Regions from separate parts of the Homo sapiens genome. Here all the other regions are linked to region 2. Evidence: chromatin loops called from intact Hi-C (ENCODE). Cell type or tissue: PC-9. All regions are shown on one strand. Links, peaks and the distances in the headings refer to the core of each region. The heading gives the core; the rest is flanking DNA.

The links. Peaks named below come from ENCODE experiments on the same cell type or tissue, not always from the same donor. Only the 100,000 strongest peaks of a DNase experiment are listed, where the experiment ranks them.
Region 1: a loop joins it to region 2, with 5 times the contacts of the local background. A loop is called at or near these places in 2 of 110 quality-filtered maps.
Region 3: it touches region 2 in a loop (30-fold over the local background); 13 of 110 quality-filtered maps call a loop at or near these places.

What each region holds. Positions count from the first base shown.
Region 1 is chr2:55,428,040-55,436,272 of GRCh38, forward strand. It overlaps the pseudogene BTF3P5. Among named protein-coding and RNA genes, the nearest start is that of CCDC88A, 12 kb to the left of the region's middle. In PC-9, for the core only: CTCF peaks have their summits at 4,181 (motif pointing left) and 4,380; DNase peaks (open chromatin) are centred at 2,689 and 4,142.
Region 2 is chr2:55,171,579-55,179,811 of GRCh38, forward strand. CLHC1 (clathrin heavy chain linker domain containing 1) reads right to left here. Exons shown (of 13, transcript NM_152385.4): 12 at 6,024-6,203; 13 at 969-4,408. The coding sequence ends at 4,212. Among named protein-coding and RNA genes, the nearest start is that of CLHC1, 57 kb to the right of the region's middle. In PC-9, for the core only: a CTCF peak has its summit at 4,182 (motif pointing left); a DNase peak (open chromatin) is centred at 4,193; H3K27ac peaks cover 1,509 bases.
Region 3 is chr2:54,658,567-54,666,799 of GRCh38, forward strand. SPTBN1 (spectrin beta, non-erythrocytic 1) reads left to right here. Exons shown (of 36, transcript NM_003128.3): 31 at 588-700; 32 at 1,370-1,433; 33 at 5,887-6,125; 34 at 7,349-7,522. SPTBN1-AS2 (SPTBN1 antisense RNA 2) reads right to left here. Exons shown (of 3, transcript NR_186176.1): 2 at 6,032-6,275; 3 at 5,606-5,882. Among named protein-coding and RNA genes, the nearest start is that of SPTBN1-AS2, 17 kb to the right of the region's middle. In PC-9, for the core only: no CTCF peak of the experiment used is centred there; no DNase peak of the experiment used is centred there.

The sequences.
Region 1 (8,233 bases), core at 1,434-6,433, 260 kb after region 2:
AAAGTGCTGGGATTACAGGTGTGAGCCACCACACCCAACCCAGGTTAACAATTTTTACAAAATCAGAGTTCAAATTCCTATAATCATGTATACAATTTGGCTAATAAATCTTACAAAAAATTAAAATATGTTCTCCATGTTTATCACAAAACTGACGGTCATGAGTTCTAAGTTTGTCAGTGCATTCCCAATTTCTTCACTAATCAATATTTATTGAACCACCATATGTATAAGATAAGCATACTGAGCACAAAAGACTGTGTCTAAATGAGGCCAAAAGAAATAAAACTACAAACTATATATCATTCAATCAATTAGTTCAGAGGTCGGCAAACTTTTTCTGTAAAAGGCCAGATAGTAAATATTTTAGGCTCTGTGAGCCATAAGGTCTCTCTCACAATGACTCAACTCTGCCATTGTAGCAAGAAGCAGCCATACACTATAGGCAAAGAAATAGGCGCGGCTCTATCCTTGTTGAATGCATAGGATGCAAATAAAACAAAACAAAAAACAGGAATGACTTTCTTCCCTGTGAATTAACTGACTACAAATAATTAAATAAACTATCCAACTATATTGTATATAGTTACCTTCTGGAATTGCAGAAATGGTCTACAAGCTCCTTGGAAGCTGAATTTCATTACTCTGTTGATTCAGATATAGTTCGAATTGCTTTCATTCTTTCAGCATGTTACCATTGATAACTTTTCTTCTGTATATAAAATTTTTGTTTGTTTGTTTCTAGTCTTCTTGAGTTCTAGCAGGAAGCAGAGGGCACACTTAAAGTGTTTAACTTTAGGCTGCTTCAGACAAAAAAAAAGCATTTAAGTGAAAAGAAAGTAATGAAGGAATGATTTAGAGAGGCATGAGAAGGTAAGTGAATGAACATGGGGGCAGGGAACCACCCAAGGATGAACGATAGCAAGGAGCACTTCTCACCCCTAGGCCTGAAGGGGCAAGAGGAGGAAACTGTGCTGCCAGAACCCTGAAAGACCTGGAGCCTTGGAAGAGGAGTCTTTAAATAGGAACTGTGTCCATACAGTGTGGAGCCACTGCCATAATCATGATGCAGAAGAAAGGCAAATAAATATCCCAATCTCTCCATCCTCCTCACTTATATTTCAGGCCAGTGCTTCCCTTCTGGCTGAACCCCCTGGAAGTAAAGAATAAGAAGCCCCATATGATGGTGTCCATAGAGGTCAACCTTCAGGGCACAGAAGACAGTGGGACCAGAAGCCCCAGTAGAAGACTGTGTAGCACAGAGCTGCATGTGAAAGGTGTGGAGAACACCTAGAACCATTTCTGTAGATTTTCTGAAAGTCATATAAGAAGGCAATTATTTTCAATTTAACAGAAGCTTAAGCTTTTGGTAAAATGTCATGAAGAGACAGAGGCAGCTGATAAGAATGTTAAACTGCCATAAAATTTATGGCGTATAGGTCAACATCTATGATCGATTGCTGCAAGGTATTAATTTTTTTTTTTTACAGTGTCTTGCTCTATCACCCAGGTTGGAGTGTAGTGGCATGATCACAGCTCACTGCAGCCTTGATCTCCCAGGCTTAAGCCACCCTCCTACCTCAGCCTCCTGAGTAGCTGGTACTATAGGTGTGTGTCACCATTCCTGGCTAATTTTTTTTTTTTTTAAGAGATGGGGTTTCACTACATTACTCAGGCTGGTCTTCAACACATAGGGTCTAGGGTCAAGTGATCCTCCTGCCCTTGCCTCCCAAAGTGCTGGGATTACAGGTGTGAGCCACTGTGCCTGGCCAACAATTTTATTTTAACCGACAAATATATAGTATCAGTGTCCTGCAGTGTCTTGCAGATAGTATGTGCTCTGTATTAGTGGAATATATAAATTTGTTGAATTAATTAATTTTCAATCATTATGAAATTAACATAGTAGGCCGGGCAGAGTGACTCACACCTATAATCCTAGCACGTTGGGAGGGGAAGGCGGGAGGATCGCTTGAGCCCGAGAACTTGAGACCAGCTTGGGAAACTTGGTGAAACCCCTGCTCTACAAAAAGTACAAAAATTAGCCAGGCATGATGGCATGCACCTGTAGTCCCAGCAACTGGGGACACTGGGGTGGGATGATCACCTGAGTCCAGGAGGTCGAGGCTGCAGTGAGCTGTGATCACACCACTGCACTCCAGCCTGAGCCACAGAGTGAGACCCTGTCTCAAAAAAACAACAACAACAAAAAACAAAACAAAACAAAACAAAAAAAACAAAGGGCCAAAAAGTCTCCTAACAAATCCTTTTTTCTAATCATCAGCTAGATTGCTTATCTTTTGCAATACATTCATCATGTGAGGATTTCGACTCTGAATTAGGAAGAAACTATCTGTGTCATGTATCACAAACTCCTACACACTTTTTATGGAAATTTACTAGTAGACAGACCTCCAAGCTCTGGACTGGATTTATTTCGATCCCAAAAGGCAGCCTACTCTTAGTTTTAGATCTTAACCTCCTCCTTCTGTTTAGTTTAAGACATGGCAGTAGTATATCAATTTTATTATGGTAGCTACAAACAGTTTTGATTTAGTTACAATTTTGAATTACTCAGCTGTCTCAGTCTTTTTTATTTTCACCTTTATTTACTATAACCCTATCTAACTCATGACCGAATTTTTTTTTTTAACAAGGGTCATAAGGACAATGGCCATATTTTTCCTGCAGTGCAATGTGAAAGCATTTTTCTCTTACTCAATTAGCAAGAGCATATCAAATTACATAGAATTGGCAAAACTCAACATGATTTTGTGAAGAGCAAATCCTGCTGAACTAATTTCTTTTTTTTTTTTTAAACCAACTGCAAAACCTGGCAGATGGTATAGCAATGATCACCTCTGCAAAACATCAGCTGTGTCTACTTACTGGTATATACATCATGTGTTTTTAAATGTATTGCAGTGTACAAGTCTGAGGTAGAATCATGAAAGGAATACCTTCTTCTTCCGTCACTGTGTGAACGCTAATCTCAGCAAACAGACATAAATGAGACTGGAATTGGTTATTGAGTATGCCAAGTACACACAGACTGTAGATCATCCCTTGTCTCCAGAGAAGCAGGAAAGTAGAATTCCACCTGGCTTAGAAATAGGTGACCTCGTGCAACCAGGATTTCTCTAAATTGTAAGTAACATAATATCCCTGTACTTCTGCACCAAAGAACCTCCATCTTAACTATACTACAAAAAAAATCTGGCTGCTAAGAGGCAATAGGGAAATTAAAATTCTCCAAAAACATCTATATATTTCAAAAATAATCTTTTGGTAACATCTGATGCTTCCTGATCTTGTGAGAAGCACCATCTACAAGCCTTAGCTGCAATGTCTGTCTAAAATTTTACACAAGGTGTTTTGTCCAATATGAGAACTCTCTATTTAGTTCCTTTTCTTTGTTCATTCAACAAACACACATTATGAGTATTTACTGCATACTAGGCATTGGAGACATGAAGATGAATAAGACATTTCCTTTTGACACATGAACCCTCAGAGACCTTGTAGTCTGCTAAGGAATACAAACTAATTATTCTAAAACAATTCAATCTGTAGTATATGCTATTTGTGGGAGAAACAAGGTTCAATAATGGAAAGTCAAGAAAGTCTCCACAGAAAGATGACTTTTGAGCCAGGCCTTGAGTGATAAGTAAGTGTTTAATGGGGAGTGGAAGTACAGGGAATTTCAGGTGGAAGAACCACCAAAGCAAAGCATCATCAAGGTATAGAAGAGTATATTGTGTCTGAGGAGCCATGAGTAGCTTGACGTGGCTAAAGAAGTTTCCAAATGTGGACAATGGTGAGAAATGAAAGTTAAAGTCATATTAAGAAGAAACCCAAATATCACACTAAAGAACTTGGCCTTTTATCCTATTGGTCGTAGAGTACAACTGAGCTTTAAAAAAAAAAATCAAGGGAATGATATCAGATTTCTCCTTTAGAAGAAATTTCTAGCAGCACTATAGTAGGGGGATTGGAAAGAGGTGAGACTGTAGGCAGAGAAACCAGACAGGAGCTCCTCCTACTAATGTTTTATAGTTTCAACTTCTACTGCTTTTGTTTGTCACAAGTTTAATACTGTCTTTTTTGAACTTTGCTGAGACAGGAGGTTTGAACACTGCCATCAAGTCAGCAACTTGTTCATGTTGCCCTCTATTGGTAGAAAGGAAAAGAAATTACTATCAAGGGCATTATTTCACATTTCATTTGTTGATGGTATTTCGATTTTCCTGAAATAATGTTTGTTATGTTTTGTAACATAAAAAACATATGCTGGCATTATATTACAATTACAGGAATACCTCTGAAATTACACTTCGAGTAGTAAGGGGATAGTGTAGACAGCAACAACCACAGGAGTTCAAAGAGAGAAATGAATATGGTCTAGCCTGGAGACCTCTCTCTAAATTTCACTTACCTCTAATAATATGAATAATCATGTCTTGATTTATCTGCTTAGAATACACATGCAGATATATTTTAAGCAAACAAATTAAGACATCATGATTTTAAGTATAGCCACACCTTGGAGTAGTTTGGTTCTAGACCACTGCAATAAAGCGAATATTGCAATAAAGCAGGAGATACAAATTTTTTGGTTTCCCAGTGCATAAGAAGTTATGTTTATACTATACTGTAGTCTATTAAGTGTGCAGTAGCATTATGTATAAAAAAATATATATACCTGCATTAAAAAATACTCTATTGCTAAAAAATGCTAATGATCATCTGAGCCTTCAATGACCCAAAATTATTTTGCTGGTGGAGGGTCTTATCTTAATGTTGCTGGCTCCTAATCAATCAGAATGGTAGTTATTGAAGGTTAGGGTGGCTGTGGCAATTTCTTCAAATAAGACAGTAATGAAGTGTGCTACATTGATTGGCTCTTCCTTTCACAAAAGAGTTCTTTGTAGCATGAGCTGCTGCTTGATAGCATTGTACCCACAGTAGAACTTCTTTAAAAATTGAGGTCGATCCTCTCAAACCCTGCCATTGCTTTATTCACTAATTTTATGGAATATCCTAAGTTCTTGTCGTCATTTCAACAATGTTCATGGTATCTTCACTTGAGAGTATATTCCATCTCAAGAAACCACTTTCTTTGCTCATCTATCAGAAGTAACTACTCATTCGTTCAAGTTTTATCATGAGATTGCAGCAGTTCAACTACTTCTTCAGGTTCCACTTCTAGTTCTCTTACCATTTCCACCACAGTTACCTCCTCCCCTGAAGTCTTGAACCCCTCAAAGTCAACCATAAGGGTTGGAATAAACTTCTTCCAAACTTCTGTTAATATTAATATTTTGACCTCCTATGAATCGTGGATATTCGAAAAGACATCTAGAATGGTGAACTCTTTCCAGAAGGTATTCAAGGTATTTTTTCCAGAACCATCACAGAAATCACTATCATTGGCAGCTATAGCATATTTCTTAATGTCATATCATGAAATGTATATTTGGGCTTTTTCCCCATTTCCTGGCACACAACTCCTAAAATCCTTGGAATCTCCAAAGTGCTGTCTCTTTGTACGGCTAATATTGAGTAATAGCTTCAGGTTGGGAGTGGTCACTGGAAAGACCAAAGCATGATTAGAGGATAGGGACTTTCAACCCCATCCCCCAACCTCCGGTGAGGGGATAAGGGGACAAAGGTTAATTGAACACCAATGGCCAATGGTTTAATTAATCATGCCTATGTAACGAAACCTCTCTGAAACCCAAAAGAGCAGGATTTGGAGTGCTTCCAGATAGCTGAATATGTGGAGGTTCCTACAGTATGGTGCACTCAGAGAAGACATGGAACCTCCGTGCTCCTTCACCTATACCTCACTGTATACTTCTCTTCATGTGTATCCTTTATAATGTCCTTTATAATAAACCAGTAAATGTATTAATAAATGTTTCCCTGAGTTCGGTGAGCCACTCCAGCAAATCAATTGAACCCAAAGAAGTGGTTGTGGGGACTCCAACTTGAAGACAGTCAGAAGTTCACCAGGCCCAGACTTGTGACTTGTGTCTGAAGCTTGGGGATTAGCCTTGAGGACTGAGCCCTCAACCTGTGGGATCTGATCTGTCTCCAGGTAGTATCAGATTGGTGTTCACTGCTTGTTGGTGGGCAAAAATCCCCACACATTTAGCCACAGAAGCCTTCTGTGTTGATTGTTGTGGTGTGAGAGCAGAGGGAAACAACACTTTGAGACTTTTTCTCCAAACAAATAACAAGATGAAAGTTGAATTATTCCTTGATCTGTGGGCCGCAGAATGGATGTTGTGTTAGCAGGCAGGAAAACATTAATCTCCTTGTATACCTCCAGCAGGGCTCTTAGATGACCAGGTACATTGTCAGTGAGCAATGTTATTTTTATTTATTTACTTATTTATTTTAGATGGAATCTTGCTCTGTTGCCCAAGCTGGAGTGCAATGGTGCAATCTCAGCTCACTGCAACCTCTGCCTCCCTGGTTCAAGCGATTCTCCTGCCTCAGCCTCTCGAGTAGCTGGGATTACAGGCACACGCCACTACGCCATGCTAATTTTTGTATTTTTAGTAGAGATGGGGTTTCACCATGTTGGTCAGGTTGGTCTCGAACTCCTGGCCTCATGATCCACCCGCCTCAGCCTCCCAAAGTGCTGGGATTACAGGCGTGAGCCACTGCACTGGGCCCTAGCAATGTTATTTTGAAAGGAATCTTTTTTTTCCTGAGCAGCAGGTCTCAACAGTGGGCTTATAATATTCGGTAAACCATGCTGTAAACAGATGTGCTGTCAGGTGGACTTTGGTGCTCCTTTAATAGAGCACAGGCAGAGTAGATTTAGTATAATTCTTTCTTTTTTTTAACTAGGCAAAGAACTTTATTAACCTTTGTTTCAAACTTGATTCCCAAGTTTCTTTGGTTTAATTAGCTGCAAAGAATGAACTGTGTATAAGCAAAAACTGAAAAGAGCTGCAGTGTCCAAGGGGCTTGGGCTTAAAAATATTAGAGATCTAGATTTTATCAGATCCATAAACAAAAATTTCTTAAAAAGCAGTCATAATATAAAATAGCAGCTCCCAGTAACTTTAAGTTTTATCTTCAGAAGTTGACTCAATTCAGTTTGCCCCATTCTTGGAAGCCTCTTCAAATTTCTCCACAAGATCTGGAACTTCATCATCATCATCCTCGCCAGTAGCAAGTGGTGCTTTTCCATCCACAGATTGTTGGGCAGAGCTTCATCCAGTCTCCTTAAATTAGTCAGACTGCCTGTACCAAGCTGGTTTAAGATGCTGGGTAGCATTTCTGCCAGCTGCTTTATCTGAGCATGGCCTGTAACGGTGAAAGTGTTCGCTGCCAGAGATGCCTGAACTTTAGGGTTGTTAAAGTGGTTACTGTTCCTTGGTTTGTAAACATATTCACCTCTTCAATACCAGAGATATTGTTTACCCCTAACTTCTTTAAGGAGAATTGAAGTTTTTTATCATCTGCTGCGGCTGCTCTATGAACCACCTTCTTTCTGCAAGCAGTTCTTTCCCACCAATGCGCACTTGTGCCTGCAGTTTGCGAGTTTTTCCTGGTTCATGATTGCTTCTTTCATCTTGTCGGAGTGGATAAGGGGCCACCCGGGGGACTAGGGTTGGTGCTCAGGGGGTCTTGGGTGGACCAGCTGAGATTGGGTGTACACACCAATTTAGCGTAATTCTTAAGGGCCTTATAATTTTTGGAATGCTAAATGAGCATCGGCTTCAAGTTAAAGTCACCATCTGCATTAGCCCCCACCAAGAAAGTCAGTCTGTTCTTTGAAGCTAGGCATTGACTTCTCTCTAGCTTTGAAAGTCCTAGATGGCATCTTCCTCTGATAGAGGGCTATTTTGTATACATTAAAAATCTGTTATTTAGTGTAGCCACCTTGATCAATAATCTTAGCTAGGTCTTCTGGATAATTTGCTGCAGCTTCTGTATTAACACTTGCTGTTCACCTTGCACTTTCATGTTATGGAGACAGCTTCTTCATGAAATTTCATGAACCAACCTCCACTACCTTCCAACTTTTCTTTTGCAGCATGCTTACCTGTCTCAGCTTCACAGAACTGAAGAGAGTTAGGGCCTTGCTAACTTTCTTGCCTTAAGTTAAGGGAATGTTGTGGCTGGTTTGATCTATCCAGACCGCTAAAACTTTCTCCATATTGGCAACAGCCTTTCTCACTTTCTCACATTCTCACTTTCTTATTTGCGTGTT
Region 2 (8,233 bases), core at 1,915-6,914:
CCACCTCCCGGGTTCACACCATTCTCCTGCCTCAGCCTCCCGAACAGCTGGGACTACAGGCGCCCGCCACCATGCCCGGCTAATTTTTTGTATTTTTAGTAGAGATGGGGTTTCACCGTGTTAGCCAGGATGGTCTCGATCTCCTGACCTCACGATCCACCTGCCTCGGCCTCCCAAAGTGCTGGGATTCAGGCGTGAGCCACTGCGCCTGGCACCAAATAAGAAAATATGGTAATTCTTTACTATCTTTATCCACTCAAAAAGCTTCATTTAAAGTTGATGGAGGCCAGGAATGATGACTCATGCCTGTAATCCCAGCACTTTGAGAGGCCAAAGCTGATGGATCACTTGAGGTCAGGAGTTTGAGACCAGCCTGGCCAACATGGTGAAAACCCATTTGTACTAAAAATACAAAAATTATCTGGGTGTGGTGGCGGGCACCTGTAATCCCAGCTACTCAGGAGGCTGAGGCAGGAGAATCGCTTGAACTCAGGAGGTGGAAGTTGTAGTGAGCTGAGATTGTGTCACTGTACTCCAGCCTGGGTGACAGAGCAAGACTGTCTCAATAAATAAATAAAAAAAAATAAAGTTGATGGAAACAAGAAATCAAATTTAGCCTCAGTTTAGGACAGAGGTTTCAAATTAGTGACCTGCAGGTCAAGTCTGGTCTGCAGATGTGTTTTGTTTGGCCCACACAGTACTGCTCACATCAAATCTGCATGTCCAGCTTCCAAGAAGGTAACACCGAGTCCACAGCCCTGCATAATAAAAGTTGCCTGGAATTTATCACAATTGTCCCTTTCAAAAAGTCCCCAGATCCTCCTTTCCCTGACTGTGATACATTTCACTCATTTACAGTAGTGCCAAAACCTCTATAGGTAGACGCAGATCCTCAAGGTAGGGAGGGTACTTGTAGAAAATTATCAATTAAAAAAAAAAACTAAAAAAACTATATAAATAATAGTGTCTTTTTTATGTACCCAATATATTTTTATTCAAGAACACAACAAATTATAACTACTAGCAAACTGACAGCTTTATACACCGAACATTTGTTAAATGCCATTTTTTTCTGAGAAAGAATGGAAGAAATGTATGAGCTTTCTATGAAATGTACAAAGTTAAAAAAAAAAAAAAAGGCCTCTGCTATGATTTTTGACTTAACATATGCTTTAGCAATCCAACAGAATTCCAGGCACCTAAAAAGTAACAGGTTTTCACCTTTTAAAGTTAAAAAAGTGATTAATTTAATGGTCATTTCTTAGTTAATTCAGGATTTAGGAAAAGTTCTAAATATTAAAAAAATTTTTTTCATTAGACTAGACTTCTGTTCAACATCTCTAAACCTTTCCAAATGAATGAATTTAATAGAAATTCATTTTGATACATGCTTGACTATAATAAACAAAAATGTAACTAGTTACAATTAAATCTTTCAGACCTTGGAAGAAATATCTTCCTTTCCTCACTGGTATGGTAGAAAGAAAACCTAATATGAAATCAGAGAAACTTAGTTCATCATGACCCTTGCTTTGCAACTGCTATGTAAAGCAATCAATGGCAAGAGGAAAAAAGGAGAGAAGACACGCTCAAGACAGCAAGACCTAATAGAACACATGAACGTTGGTTAAATCTTCATTGGAACAATTCAAATGTTAAAAGGCATTTTTAGCAACTGGTGAAATTTGAATATGGACTGGCTATTAGATAATGCTAAGGAATTATTATTAGTAACTTTTAAAATACGTTGTGTGTTTCCATTAAGGTTGTAATCTTGCTAGCAGAAATTGTGTGCAAAACAGGTATTCGGTAGATGTTGTTGATGCTGATGTTGAATTGTAGTATTTGAAATTTAGGCTGAAGGTCAAGAAGCATTGGGAAATAATTTGTACCTTTTCAGAATTACTGAATTTTAGAGTTGGAAATGACAAGAGGAGGTATCTAGTCAAAATAAATTTATCTTAAGCATGAGGAAAAGGACACATAGCTAGACAGTGGTGGGGCTGGTCTAGAATGCAGGTTTCTGTGCTGAGGCCCAGATTATACCTCCTTCAGTGTAGCTTACATGGAGGCTCTTATAGCTTCAAAGCCCTCTGTAGCTCACAACTCAATTCTTTCTCCTTCCTCATTTAACTTTGTAATCTTGCTCTTCCTCCCAACTCCATTTTCCATCACCAGGCATTTTAATTTATATTCACTTGACAACTTTTACTTTCCTTGGGAAAGCTGCCAAAGGCAATGCTAACTGAGAAGGAGTAATAATGAGAAAAGGAAAAACAAGGCAAAATTAGAATAACAACAACAACCGCTGTTTAAGCTTTCTCTAGATTTATATACCTACTTTATCCTCCTGGCTTTCATGAAGACATTTTTTTTTCTAAGCTCTGTCAATGGACACATAATAGCTTTCTATCAATCATATAGGTCTCAAAGGAAAAAAAAAAAAAAAAAGGTTTTAAGCCGTTGGCACACAAAGAACCAGTGCTGCCGAAATACCTCTCCCTTTCCATTCCTTTTTTCCATCCTTTATCTGCTCTTTTCAACAGCCTGTATGAAGGCCAAAAATCAAAATATTATTTTGATAAGGCTTTTAGTAATAAATTGCTTTTTAAACTATGCACATGTATTACTTTAAAAATGCTACGTTTTAGAAAGCTGAATTATAATTATCCAGTATTCTATTTAGCACCAAATGGAAAAATTAAAAACTCAGCTTGAATGCTTCTGAATTTATAAGATAAGCCAGGCAACCCTAATACAAGTGTGGACAGATAACTTAATCTCAGCAATAAGTTGTACCAATATATCAAATACTTTAAAGAAGGATAAACATATAAATACAAATGAGTAGACATATGGGATTTAGTAAGTACAAACTAAGTAGAGAAATGTGTGTTTCTGGGGCCGATTACAAAGGAATTACAGCTATCTTTTCCTAAGTTCCTCTATCATGTTATACACTTACACTACACATACATTATCACTAATCCTCACAACAAGCCTAAGGAAGACTGCCCATATTTTATAAGTGAGTAAGAGGTAGGACCAGAATTTTAATATGAAGCTGTCTGACTCCCCGTTCATCTTCTTTCCACTATAACATAAAAATACATATTCAATTTAAATTTAGGATGGGAAAAGTTATGCTCTTTGCTCTTATTCTAATAGCAGATCATTTTCATTTTTTACTTGAAATTTTTTTTTCTTTTTTTAATAACAGAGACGGGATCTCACTGTGTTACCTAGCTGGTCTCAAACTCCTGGGCTCAAGCGATCCTCCTGCCTCGACCTCCCAAAGTGCTGGGATTACAGACATGAGCTACCTTGCCCAGCCAGCAGCTCATTTTAACCATGTTCCATGGTCAAGGATGACATTTAGCTAGTAAGCTCTGGTGTGGCATAAGGGCTAAAGGCTGTTCTGATTAATTAGGTATCTGTTCTGCTTGATTTGTGCCCATGCCATACTAATCATTAAATATTTTTAATATTACACCTGTCCATGGCACAGAACTTTCAGAGTTTTCAATCAAATACTTATTCAGACACTTGAAATAATCCAAAACCACTTCTTATGACATATTTTCCATACCTATAGGTATCACAGGTCTACTTCTATGCAAAATTCGACTGGTCTTCTCTCTAAGTAATAACATGCCAAGAGTCCCAGCTTTTATACTAGAAGCCTAAGCTTTGCCATATTTATATATATCAAAGCATGGGGCGCATCTTTAAATCAGCAGTACAAAATTACTATACTCTAGGTTTTTGCCAGCAAGTCCAACCTTGAAATGATTTCCTGCTTTTCTGGTCAAGTCAGGCTTGTAGCATTTCATGTTTGGGAAGACAGTCTAACACACAGGATACTACCCACACCTTCCTCAGTTCTTGCTATCATATTACATCACCAGAAAGTAATATATCTGGACATTAGCTTATGTCCTTAGATAAAAATGCCCTACACTGTTTCACACAAAGTTATAATCTTGGATTTTATCAAGATTCAATATAAGAAATGACCATATGGGGAAAAGGAAGCAATAGTATAAATATTTCAAAGACAAATCTAAATGTCATCATAACAAAAGTGTGATTTATTTCTGAGATCTTCTTACTCTAGATTTATTTATAAGTTAGTTACGTTAAAATCAGTTTTTCCCAACCAGCATACATAAGGTGTTGTACAAGCTCCCTCAGCTGGTTAAGATATAGAACTACCAAAACACATGTTCCATTAGGTTGACTGCGTCATCCTCTTCAGAAATTTCTGTAACTGCAGCCTGAGATCGAAGAATAGACGTGATGTCATTAGATAATTTGTCAAAGCCATTCTGTGAACATATATTTGCCACTTCTTGCCACTTTTCTATGGAGCAAAAGGAATCATTTATCATAAGACTTTCTACTGCATCTGTGGGGAAAAAATACAATATTATAGTATGGCACTTATTTGATAATCTATACTTTAGTGATTCTTCAAAAATAGAAAAGGACATAATTTCAACTCAGTTACTGTTAAACTCTACCTGATTCCCCTAAGATTAATGATATAACATGCAGTGCTCAGTCAAGCTCATGGTAAGTACTCGTGTTAGTTCCTTCTCCTCCTCCCTTATCATTAACCTCTTCATGTCTCAATTCAACCCTCTACCACTTCTCACATTTCACATCTCCACTCATCTCCTTCTTGTTAAGGCAGCAGATGTTGAAGGCTATAAGGCAGGAGCTCAGAAAGTGATGAATGTGGGCTCATCCTTATTCACAGAGTCTATAAGGCACCACTAGAAACTATGAAATAACTGTAAACCTATAGGTCAAGTTTTCATGATTTCAAACACTTATATAAATGCCTTAGTGGAGCTAACCCAAGGACTGAAGAAACTCTTTGACAAACTCTTTATCCTGTCTCTAGCTGGAGAACTCTTAATGATGGGGCTTCTATAACAAATATTTTTCTTAAGGAAATAAAATCATTTTGTTTGTTAAAGAAATTTAATATTATTTACTTTTAAAAATATCTTAGTGATCTATCAATTTATGGAACTCATTTCTTATCTATTACCTGCATTACTTATGGTACTTCATAAAAGAGGATCACTTTTTAGAATACTGTCATCACTATAATTTTATTTCTACCATAATTATTATTTTTATATGAAAATATTTTAGTTGATATCTGTAATGATAATTTCAAAATATAAAGTTATCTTCCAAAATATGTTTTCAAGTAATTTAAAATGAAGTTGTCTGTTCAACTTCCTATATTAAATTAATGAAAAGAAAATAAAAGTGAGTTTTAATTATTCTCTCTCTCATTTTTTTTGAGGCAGTGTCTCACCCAGGCTGGAGTGCAGTGGCACAGTCACGGCTCACTGTAGCCTTGAGCTCCCTGGGCTCAGGCGATCCTTCCACCTCATCCTCTCAAGTAGCTGGGACTACAGGTGCATGCCACATGTGGCTAATTTTGGTATCTTTTTCATAGAGACACGGTTTTGCCATGTTGCCCTGGCTGGTCTTGAACTCCTGAGCTCAAGCGATCCACCCGCCTCAGCCCCCCAAAGTGCTGGGATTACAGGGGTGAGCCACTGCACCCAGCCTAATTAGTTATTCTCTAATTCACAGCAGAGTTAGGTTCAGAGTGAATAACATATGTAAATACACATACATTTGGTTTAGGAATTAAAACATATAGTTTATATCTACATAACATTTAAAATACATATAAAAGCTAAATATACACATATGTCAATATATACAAAGTTTTTAGTGTTAGTGATCATAATTATTGTAATATTCCCCTCAAGCTTCATAAAGATACTCCCTTCATTCTAATTCTCTCAAGAAATATATCCTATTACCAATAGATTATTATTTACATGGCAATCTTTACATTTATAAACTCCTAAAGTTAACTCTTGCTAAGAAGGAACTCTTAGGGAAATTTGAGTTAACTCATGCATAACCATCTTGAACCTCTCCCTAGATAACCCACTACTATTTCTCCCACAACATTTTATTCTACTTACCTATCCCACCTTTATTGATTTCTTGAAGTAGCTTAATGCCAACTTTTTTCATGTCTGCAGAGAACAGATGAAGTATAGCAAGACCAAAAGATAAAGATGGTTGTTTCTCATTCAACTCTTTAGTGAGACACTGAATTAATTCAACTTGGGGACATGACATTAATAGCTGCAACAGGTCATCTGAAGGCAAAAATGAAAAAGTTTATCTCAATGTCCTAATATCATAAATCAACTAGAAACTAGGACTAGCTAATGTCTATACCTGCCAATCAACAGTTTTTCTAATCCTTTCAAAGCCCTCAATGACCCACTCCAACCTAAACTCAACGGTACTATCCCCTAGCCCCCGTCAAAAAAAATCATGCTCAGCATAGCAAAAAACAAAGGAAAACTACCCATAAGAGTATCCAAAACATAATCAAATAATTATAATGAAAAAAATGTGGTATAATAAAAATACAGATTGGCTACTAGGAAACCTGAATTCTAATCATAGCTCCATCAGTCACTTACTCTTTTGGAACTCAGTTTTCACATCTGAAAAGTGTAGTATTAGAGGTCTCCATCTAATACTACAGTTTGTTTGTCTATATCTTGTTGCTCATATTTGGACCAAATTCTGGTGAGTATAATGTCTTTCTTTCTGTGCCTTGCACAGAAAAAGCAACTCAGTAATTTTTTTCCTAAAACTATCAAGCATTTAGAAATTCAAAAATGAAAACTTTAAGAAGCCAGTAGCTATTTCAAGTAGCCAGAGGTGGAACCATATGAAGTTTCCTATATTTGGCCACAAAAAGAACAATTCCATATGGGTTAATCTCTATTGGGTTAACCCAATAGTTAACCATTGAGGTAATCTAAAGCTACAATTATGATTTGTATTCTTAAATTTTTTCAAAACAAAGTCTCACTGTGTGGCCCAGGCTGGAGTGCATGGCTCACCATAGGCATAATGATTGTGTACTGTATCCTCAAACTCCTGGGCTCACGCAGTCTCCCGCCTCAGCCTTCCCAGTAGCTGAGATTACAGGCATGCCCCACTCTATACTCTCAAATTTATAAACTTGGTATTAACTTCCTAAATATTTTAAAGTAAAAATATTATTTTGCGGCCACAATAGAGGTAATTTTCAGAATAACTTCTGAGAGCCTTTCAAGGACTACCCGAAACATAATTTGAACTCTGAAAGCCTTGGGTTTTTAAAATGTATTTAATATATAGAGATGGGGTCCCACTATGTTGCTCCAGGCTACTCTTGAACTCCTCGTCTCCCTTTTTCTTACTACATTTCAAAATCCATTTTATTTTTTAAAAAATTATTATTATTATTATTATTATTATTATTGGATAAGGTCTCACTCTGATGCCCAGGCAGGAATGCAGTGCCACAATCACAGCTCACTGCAGCCTAGAACTCCTGGGCTCAAGCGATCTTCCCATCTCAGCCTCCTGAGTGGCTGGGACTACAGACCCATCCCTAAAATTTTTAAATTCTAAGAGTAATTAAAATCTATATCCCATGTCTAAACATTAACTAATATAATTCTTACATATGGAAAAATAATAGTTAACAACACAGAAACTGAAACTGTATACTTAGGTAATGGAATATTAATTAATACCTACTATGCCAGATTCTGTCCTGTCACTACATAACCAAATCACTTAGCTCTAGCTGTGCCTCAGCCTCTCTGTGGAAACATACTATTTTTGCATCTATAAAATGGGACAATAACAAAACCTACCTCATAGAGTCAACATAAGGATTAAGTGAGATAATCCATGAAAAAAAGCCTAGCTATTATTACAATAATAGTATAGGGCATGCTGTTATTAATGAAGAAATTTGTAACTTAAAAAAACAACAACATAGATTCTAAGAAAAAGTCAATTAATTGCTTGAAAATGACCAGATTCAACAACTACTAAAACTCCTTTTTCCTGGAATAATGTGACCTAAAAATGGCCATGTTTGGTTCCATTTTGCATCTTCTTAGAACTGGGATACATAGCCTGCAAATCAGGACAGGCACTGGCCTGGGGGATGGGGAGATGTCAGCAATGCCTGTACTTACAGTTATTGCCAAACTAGATCCAGAATAAGAGCTCTGCTCTTCCAACTAGGGTCACCCTAAGGTCCACAGTTCTCTCAGATTACCGTTCAATTGTAATCTCAGATTACTGTTCAATTGTGTTTTAAAATTTTGAA
Region 3 (8,233 bases), core at 1,508-6,507, 510 kb before region 2:
GTGTACAAAAATGGTGTTTCTGGTTTCCAGTTCTGGGTGTTTAAAATGTACCTGCATACATTTGTGTTAAAACAGAGTACTTCTGGTACATCCATATGACTCATGAAATGGCTTTGTTTCAGTTAGACTATTCTGTGGCTTTTTAATGTGTTGTTTGGGTTTTGGCTGAACACAGATCCCCACCACAGCACAAGCGGCTTCCTTGAGAATTATTGCAGCTCTGTCCCTGGTGTTTGTCTGAGCTCTCCTGGGGAGTCCAGCATGAACCCTCAGGCTCAGGTACTTTTCTCCTCAGCAGAGTTGAGAGTTGCATAGTTACTTTAGAAATTAAACCCAAGCTCCCAGGGGTCCTACAAACAACTCACAGGAATTTTGCCAGCCCATGGAATAGACTATTTCCTGTAGTTTTAGGTTGTAGCTGCAGTTCCTGTGAACCTAATTCCATTTGGCTCAGGATGTTAGAGCTTCTTGTCCAGTGTGGTCCAGTTTAGCAAACTAGACAGGAGGACTTCCTGGGTTCCTAGAACCTTTTTCTGAAAAGAGGCAGAGTTTGGGACTCTACCAAACATCACTCTATTTTCTCTTAGTTGGAGTTACTGGAAGTGCGCAGACAGCAAGAGGAAGAGGAGAGGAAGAGGCGGCCGCCTTCTCCCGAGCCGAGCACGAAGGTTTCAGAGGAAGCCGAGTCCCAGCAGCAGTGGTGAGTCCCAGCAGCTCCAGAGGCTGGACCCTTAGCCTCGGTGGCCAATGAGGTTTATGGGGCATCTTTCTGAAGCCTTGCATTGCTAGGCCTAACCACATGCCCTGCCTACTGATTGCTTCCATAGACTGTTTAAAGGCTGTACAGTTATCCCTAAATAACCTTGGAGGGCACTGATTTGTCCACAGTCACATAGGTATGTAGGTGGCAGAAGTAGAATGTAGACAGTGCCCTTTCTCATCCTGTGTGCACACACACAGGATGCTCAGAACTTCCATATGATTAAATGCATGGAGTGAACTGCCCAGATTTTAGGCCAGTGATTTTGTGGTGATGCGTTTTTTGAGAGTTCTAAGTAACTTCACACAGAGGGCAGCAATTATTCTCTACTTCCAAAGGGCTAATTATTTTGCTATGGTAAGAGTTCCATGGCAACCTCTAATGCTGCCTTTATGTGGTGGAGCGGGGCATAGGGCATTCCTGTAGTCGTATTTTTCTGTCTAGAGTCTATTTAAAACACTTGGAAGTTTCAGATTTAAAAAGAATTAAATTATGTGAAAAGGTTGCACGTAATAAAATTGAGTGATGATGTTCTCCCACCCTTTCTTACTGTTTCCTCTTTCTCCTCTTCTTCCTTTCCCTTCCTCCTTTTCCCCTCTTCCCTAACAGGGATACTTCAAAAGGAGAACAAGTTTCCCAAAACGGTTTGCCAGCTGAACAGGGATCTCCACGGGTTAGTTACCGCTCTCAAACCTACCAAAACTACAAAAACTTTAATAGCAGACGGACAGCCAGTGACCAGCCATGGTCTGGACTGTGAAGTTCACTACCATTTGTCAAGAATCACCCTTTCCAAATCCTCTGGGTTTTGACTTTTTGGCTTCCACTTCACCCAAAATGTTAAAATTTTTACTTAATTCATAGCCTTCCTTGGTTTCATATTTGTTTGCATTTAATTCATGTTTGAGTCTCTTAACTGATGGATGCCCACTTGCCTTAAAGCAGCATACTTATTTTTTGTTTATTTATTGTGAGCTTTTTACTTTATTAAGATTTTACAGCGAAACCCTTACATGAGTAATTGAAATGAAATTAAATGAGATTACAGCATAATGAAGAAGAAAACTAGAATCTAACAGGTATGACACATTCAGTTATTCTAACAGGGCACAGTACTGTGCTATATGTAGCCGCCTTTACAGATGTTATTAACCTATAGTAGTTTACTATTAACTAGGAAGACTGGTGTATGAGGAGGGAGACATTCTGTAATAAGATTAAAACCTAAAGTCAGCTGTGTAACATTCCATGAAAGATGCATTCATTTATTGAAGATGACAAAAAAGGGAGTCAGATATATTCTGGAAGCTATTTTAATTTTAGGCACACAATCTCATACATTTTGAGACCCTTGGGTCATTTATTACTTTTTACAAACTAGTTCCTCTCTTTTTTTCTGCCAAGTCCTGAATTGAAAACTGTAGGCTTCCTTGCACAGATGTTGCAGCCAGCCTCAGGAGTAAAGTGCCCGCTGACTGCTGCCGCCACCTCTGTCTCGCTCCCTGTCAGTGCTGCTGGCACGTGGGACGCGGCAGGTGACAGCCGTTCTCAGCATGTTTTAGAAGCTTGCCTCACAGACTTCCATGCCTCTCCATTCAGCCGATGACTTCAGGGTGTCAAACTGTTTTAATTTTTCAAACAAATGGAACAGAAGCCATTGTGGTTCATCCTGATTACTTGAACGTTGCACTTGGTGGACCGTGCCTGGGAGCGCTCGCATGCCCCCTGGCTTCAGAAGTCATGTCAGTGTCTCTGTAGACAAACTCCACTGTACATCTTGGATTAATCTTCTGATTCATTGTTCATTTTCTCAAGACTTTTTGTGGAATTCTCTGATAAAGGAAGCTTTTAGGATGGTATCTATCAGGCCACCAGCAGGAATTGAAAATGTTTTCACAAAAATCCTTTTCCTTAGAAATAAAAGCTGGTGACAGAGATGGTTTCCTTGTACCGATAAAAACAAAACCAAATCCATATTATACATCAAAACCTTGTGAGACATTCACTTGCTCTTTTGCCATATTTAGATGTGTCAGTGGAATCAGAAACCTGTTTTGATATGTGTTCTCTATGAGTTAAGTCTGATTTGTCTTTTTATTTCATGATGCATGTCTTTTTTTTCTTTTGTCAGGATAACGTCATATAGCATCTTGTTTGTTTTTCCTTATCTCTATGTACATATCTATCTACTTCTGACTGTAGATGGGTATATAGATAGATGCCAAGCTTCTTATGTTCTGGGGGTAGTATGCATCATTATTGGGTCTCTGCCTTAAAACACATCAAAATTCATTTTAGACAAAAAAACTTCTGCTTTGTCTTTGGTCATTAGGGAGCTCTAATGTGTGTTTGTGGCTCCAAGTTACATTTTGTGTTTCATTGATCTATATGTATATATGTGATGTTTTCATATATATATGTGTGTGTGTTTAAATTTTGTATCATCAGGACTGACACCCAATTTGACACTTTTTGTATCTAGAAGACCCTCCAAAAAAGGAACCACATAAGCACACAAGAAAAGAGTGCTATGATGTTCTTAGCATTTGCTATCATGCCTATTTTTATCTAGATTTTTAAATGTAGCTTGTCATAACAAAATTTTAATTACAATTGGCTTGTATGAGAAGAAAAAGTATTTTTATTGTTTTGAGTGATGACGCAGAGACTCAGTGAACTTGAAAATAGCATTGCTTCGTGCACTTTGAATACCAATCAGGTGTTTTCTGTGCTACTAGTTGTCACGTTGCATTCATGTTCACCTCCTGATTTAAGTATCTCGGGTGTGCCCAGCCACTAAAGCACTCTGGACTAATCGCTAAAGAGAAGCAACGTGGGGGGTGGGGTTGCGAGGGATGTGTTCACATGTACCCATCATTTGATCATAGCACTGTGATTGCTTTTGATGTGTGTCTCTAGTGGTGTGCTGTCTGTTGGCATGCTTAAAGCACATGTCCATTAAAATTCATTTTGTTCCTTTTATTTTCCTTGTTTTCTTGGTTAGTGATTCATTTGCATAAACATTAATGATCTCTGCATACTGGTTTGGGGTTTTCTCTTTCCTTCTAACTCTAAAGAAAAAATTTTTGCTGCAGAATTATCCTCAGAAGAGGCTTCCCTGGCCTTCATCTACCTTGCAGTCTGACCAAGTATGATAAATTTTAGCCGTTTTCAAGGAAACATCTCTCTACCCAGGTCATTGCTGTCACTAGCAGCTTTCAAGTCAAACCTGCAGCACTAAATTTTTTTTTATCCTGGTTTCTCTACATACTAACCCCATGTCTCTCTGGACTCACACCTGGCTCAGGCCTTCCAGACCAAACTCATACTTCCTCCTCACCAGAAGTTTCCGAATCTCACACTAGAGAAGATTTGTCACCTTTAAAGTCCACTCACATTATTTTGACTCAGGGTTTTGTTTTTTGTCTATTTCCCCTCCTGCAACTCTCCTTTAAAAGTGAAAAGAGAGAGAATGGTTTAAGTAGTCTGTTGCTCATAAGCACGTGTCTGCAGTCTGTCACTTGCAAGGCCTTGGTGATCACCATGCAGCACTTGTGCGCACACACACCCCCACAAGTCTTTTTTCCTAATAATCCATTTTCCACATTGCCATGAGGGTAAAGGGTTCCAATCAAAACCACCATTAAACTGCATAGTTTCTAGTCTTCCCTCAGCCCTGATGCTAATTATGATAGTTTGCATAGACATAACTTAAACTTGTGATTCTCCCTCCTTCCAGAGCTTTTTGTAGCCCTTTTTCCCCCCAAAATTAGTTTTGTTCAAAATCAAGCATTGGGCCCAGCCATTAAGATAAGACCTAATAAGTGAGAGATACAGTTCCCAAGAGTTTACAGATCCAGGTGTTCACATGGTGGTGGCCAGTCTACCGTTTATCTTGTCAAGGTTGTTACTGCTAATTTGGTGTCACTTTGGTCTTGGGCAGCAGTGGTGGGCGACGTATCTAATGAGCGTGCCATTGACTTCTCCATGTTTGTCTGTGTACGAGGGGTGCAGGTTGTCTGTAATCCACTAAAGTGTCAGCCACACCCAGCTTTAGTAACTCGCTAATCGCACACCCTGGGTGTATCAGCCAGGGGCTGCTACAGTTAATGGTACACAGTTGATGGTACACAGGCTGAAAATGATAATGAATCAAGACCCTACTACATTTCCAAAGCCGAAAAGCCATGAGGGTTACAATTTAAATGAGCTTGGGAAGGAACGCTCCCGAAGACGTCTCCAGCCTGAAGGGTCAGAGCCGCTGGAAGCCTGGCTGTCTCTGGGCTTTCTCGTCTCAGTGCAGCAAGGCACCGTGATCAACCAACCCGTGATGGGGAAGGCCCTGGTTCTGTCTTTGTTTGGGGGTAAATAGCTGTGTGGTGTTGAGTGACTGTGATTGGCTTTTCCAGCTCCTTTAACACAAACTACAACCCACTCACGATACAACTTCGGCAGATGTGGTCAAATTGATGTTTGTTGACTTGCCTCATTTCCTTCCAGCTCTTAAGTTCCAAAGTCTAACTGGGATGGTAGATGTGAAATGCATGATTGTCGTCCTAATTTCTGCATGTGTTTATGACAATGTGTTGAGGGGAGGGGGAGGAGAGCCAGAGAGCATTTTCAGGAACCGAGGTCTTTCCTTGTCTTACTCTGGGGGAATGCCATGTAGCTCTGATAGAGTTGTCTATCGGTCTGTTTGTGAATGCCCTTTCGCTTAAACTTCCAGCCCTTCTGGTGGCATCCTTGGTTGTAAGGTGGCTGCTGTATAACGTCCACTCTCTTTCATATTTAATATGTGTGATTGTTACTGTTGTCTTTTTGTTTTAAAGTAACCATAAGAGGAGATGATCTGAGTTATATTTATTGATCAGAGGAATAGAGTGCAGTAAAACTCATACTGGCATTTCGCTTTTCTCATTTCCCTGTAAATGGGCGGGTATTAATCCATTCCCACCTTCTAATGTCCTTGATGTCCAGCTGGCTTTGTGGGTGTGCAATGGTTTTACTGTACTGCCTCGATCTGTGCCAGGCATTTATACACAGCCACATGTGCGAGTCAGGTAGAGCGTATGTGGTCACCCCCATGGCTCACGGAGTTAGCTGAATGGCCTCTCCGCTGTCCCTAGATGGCAGAAACGGTGGACACAAGCGAAATGGTCAACGGCGCTACAGAACAAAGGACGAGCTCTAAAGAGTCCAGCCCCATCCCCTCCCCGACCTCTGATCGTAAAGCCAAGACTGCCCTCCCAGCCCAGAGTGCCGCCACCTTACCAGCCAGAACCCAGGAGACACCTTCGGCCCAGATGGAAGGCTTCCTCAATCGGAAACACGAGTGGGAGGCCCACAATAAGAAAGCCTCAAGCAGGTAACAGCAGCAGAGGCTGCCACAGTAAGATGGGAAGTCAGCCTGTGAAGGGATAAGGCGGGCCACTCTTGAATTGGAAGAGAAGTATGTGCTCATGTAGTTTTATTCCTTTGGTAGCTTCCTGGACATTGCATTCTTCTTGGGCTGACGCTGGAAAGCAGGAGTAGAATGCTGGTTATTCACTGAGAGAAGAAGAGTTGAGTTTGGATGGGAGTAGCTAGAAGGGGCTTTAGTAGTTCATCTAGAGAAGGAATTTGCTAGATTGAGACTGAAGAGTCTTCTTTACTTTAAGTGATTGATTTCATTTAGGACTCCTTGTGGGTTTTTTGTAAAAAGCCATTAACCATTTCCCCTGCCCTGATCTCCATATCAGCCTTTATATATATTCATTGTCTCTCAACAGCCCCAATTTTTTTATTTAACAGATGGGGAACAGAGGCTCTGAGCGGTTAACAAAGCTTTCTTTCTGTGGAAACCTAGTAAATGGCAAAGCTGGAATATGAAACTGCAAAGCCTATGTGCTTAACTAGTAAACCCAACCACCTGGGACCACCATATCTTACTGTGCAGTTTGTTGCTGTGTGAGGGGATCAGAACATCTAAGAACTGCCATTCACGTTGAGGACAACATAGGGATTTATATATTAATACATGCTGGTGTAATACAGGCCGGTGTTCTGTTAAAATTAGTATATTAGGACAGTTTGCCATACCATAGGGGAAAAGCCACTTTATTCTAATTCACCCAAAGGTACTGTAAGTGCTGATGGCTCTGGGTCTGTCTTTCTGTCAAGTTGCCAAGTCACATAAGTAATGAATCCGCAGCTGGAGGAGCTGCTGCTGGAGGACAGGCATGTTTTCAGACAGGAGCATGGCCTTTAGCTCATGACCATAAGAGGGCGCTACAGCAAAGAGTACTAAATACCAATCAAAGTGAGCTCAGAGTACAAGAGGGTAACTTGCTTTTCTCCGAAGTGAAAGAGAAGACATAGTCCTCAAACACTTGCCCTGTGCCCTGTCCCTGAACTCTCCATGGAGGAATTTTTTCTGTTGTTTAGTGTTAGCAGAATTTAGGAAGGGCTTGTAATAAGGAAGGTTGAGGGTTGGGTGGGGTCACACTGTGTTGTGTGAGGATCATTTTCATGTTAATGAAATGTTTAGTTCTTTAAGGGGAATGTGGTAGAGCCTTTATCTCCCCCTGCCCTTTTTTTTAAACTGCACAGGTCCTGGCACAATGTTTATTGTGTCATAAATAACCAAGAAATGGGTTTCTACAAAGATGCAAAGACTGCTGCTTCTGGAATTCCCTACCACAGCGAGGTCCCTGTGAGTTTGAAAGAAGCTGTCTGCGAAGTGGCCCTTGATTACAAAAAGAAGAAACACGTATTCAAGCTAAGGTGAGAGTCGCCGTGCTTCATGGCTGCCAGAGTGGGTTTGCATTTACTTCCACTCTGGGGTTTGGTTTTCTTATACAGCTGCTGTGATTAGTTGGTTCTGTCTTCTGCCATTTTAAATCCCCAATAAAGTGAAAAACCAGTTTGGCACGTGTCTCGGTTAGGCTGAATTCTTTGGCAACTGTGGCCAGCCACCAGCTTCCCTGTGGTTAACAGTACATCTGAGCATTGAAGGATAAGGAGCTTTTGCTTTTATAACCAGGCACTTACTGTTCCCTAAGACTTAAAGAGAGCTAGTCACATTTCACAGTTTAAGGGAGGCTTTGAAAAATAGTTTCCCCATCTTTTCAGCTTATCCCGACCCAGGAGATGCTATTCTTTGCTCATGAATTATCTGGAGATGGGTCAAGTGAGTCATCCTGGAGCTGGATGGAGACAAACAGGAAATGTTTGGGTGGGGCCTGGGACCCTGTCCTCCCCTGACTCTCCCAGCAGATGCTCCAGCTGTCTCAGAACCATCTAGTTCCAAATGTCTCTACCCTGTAGGATACATGTATCTCCCTACAGAGTGGAGCTAAGCTCAGAATTTCTCCTCACACTTGGAAGTAGGCAGAAAAATTATTTTATCTTGTAAAAAGTGGTTAGAATGCTTGTTTACTGATTTGTGCTGTTGCTTTGGGATCTGAAAAGCTTTGGTCTTCCATTTATTTGTAT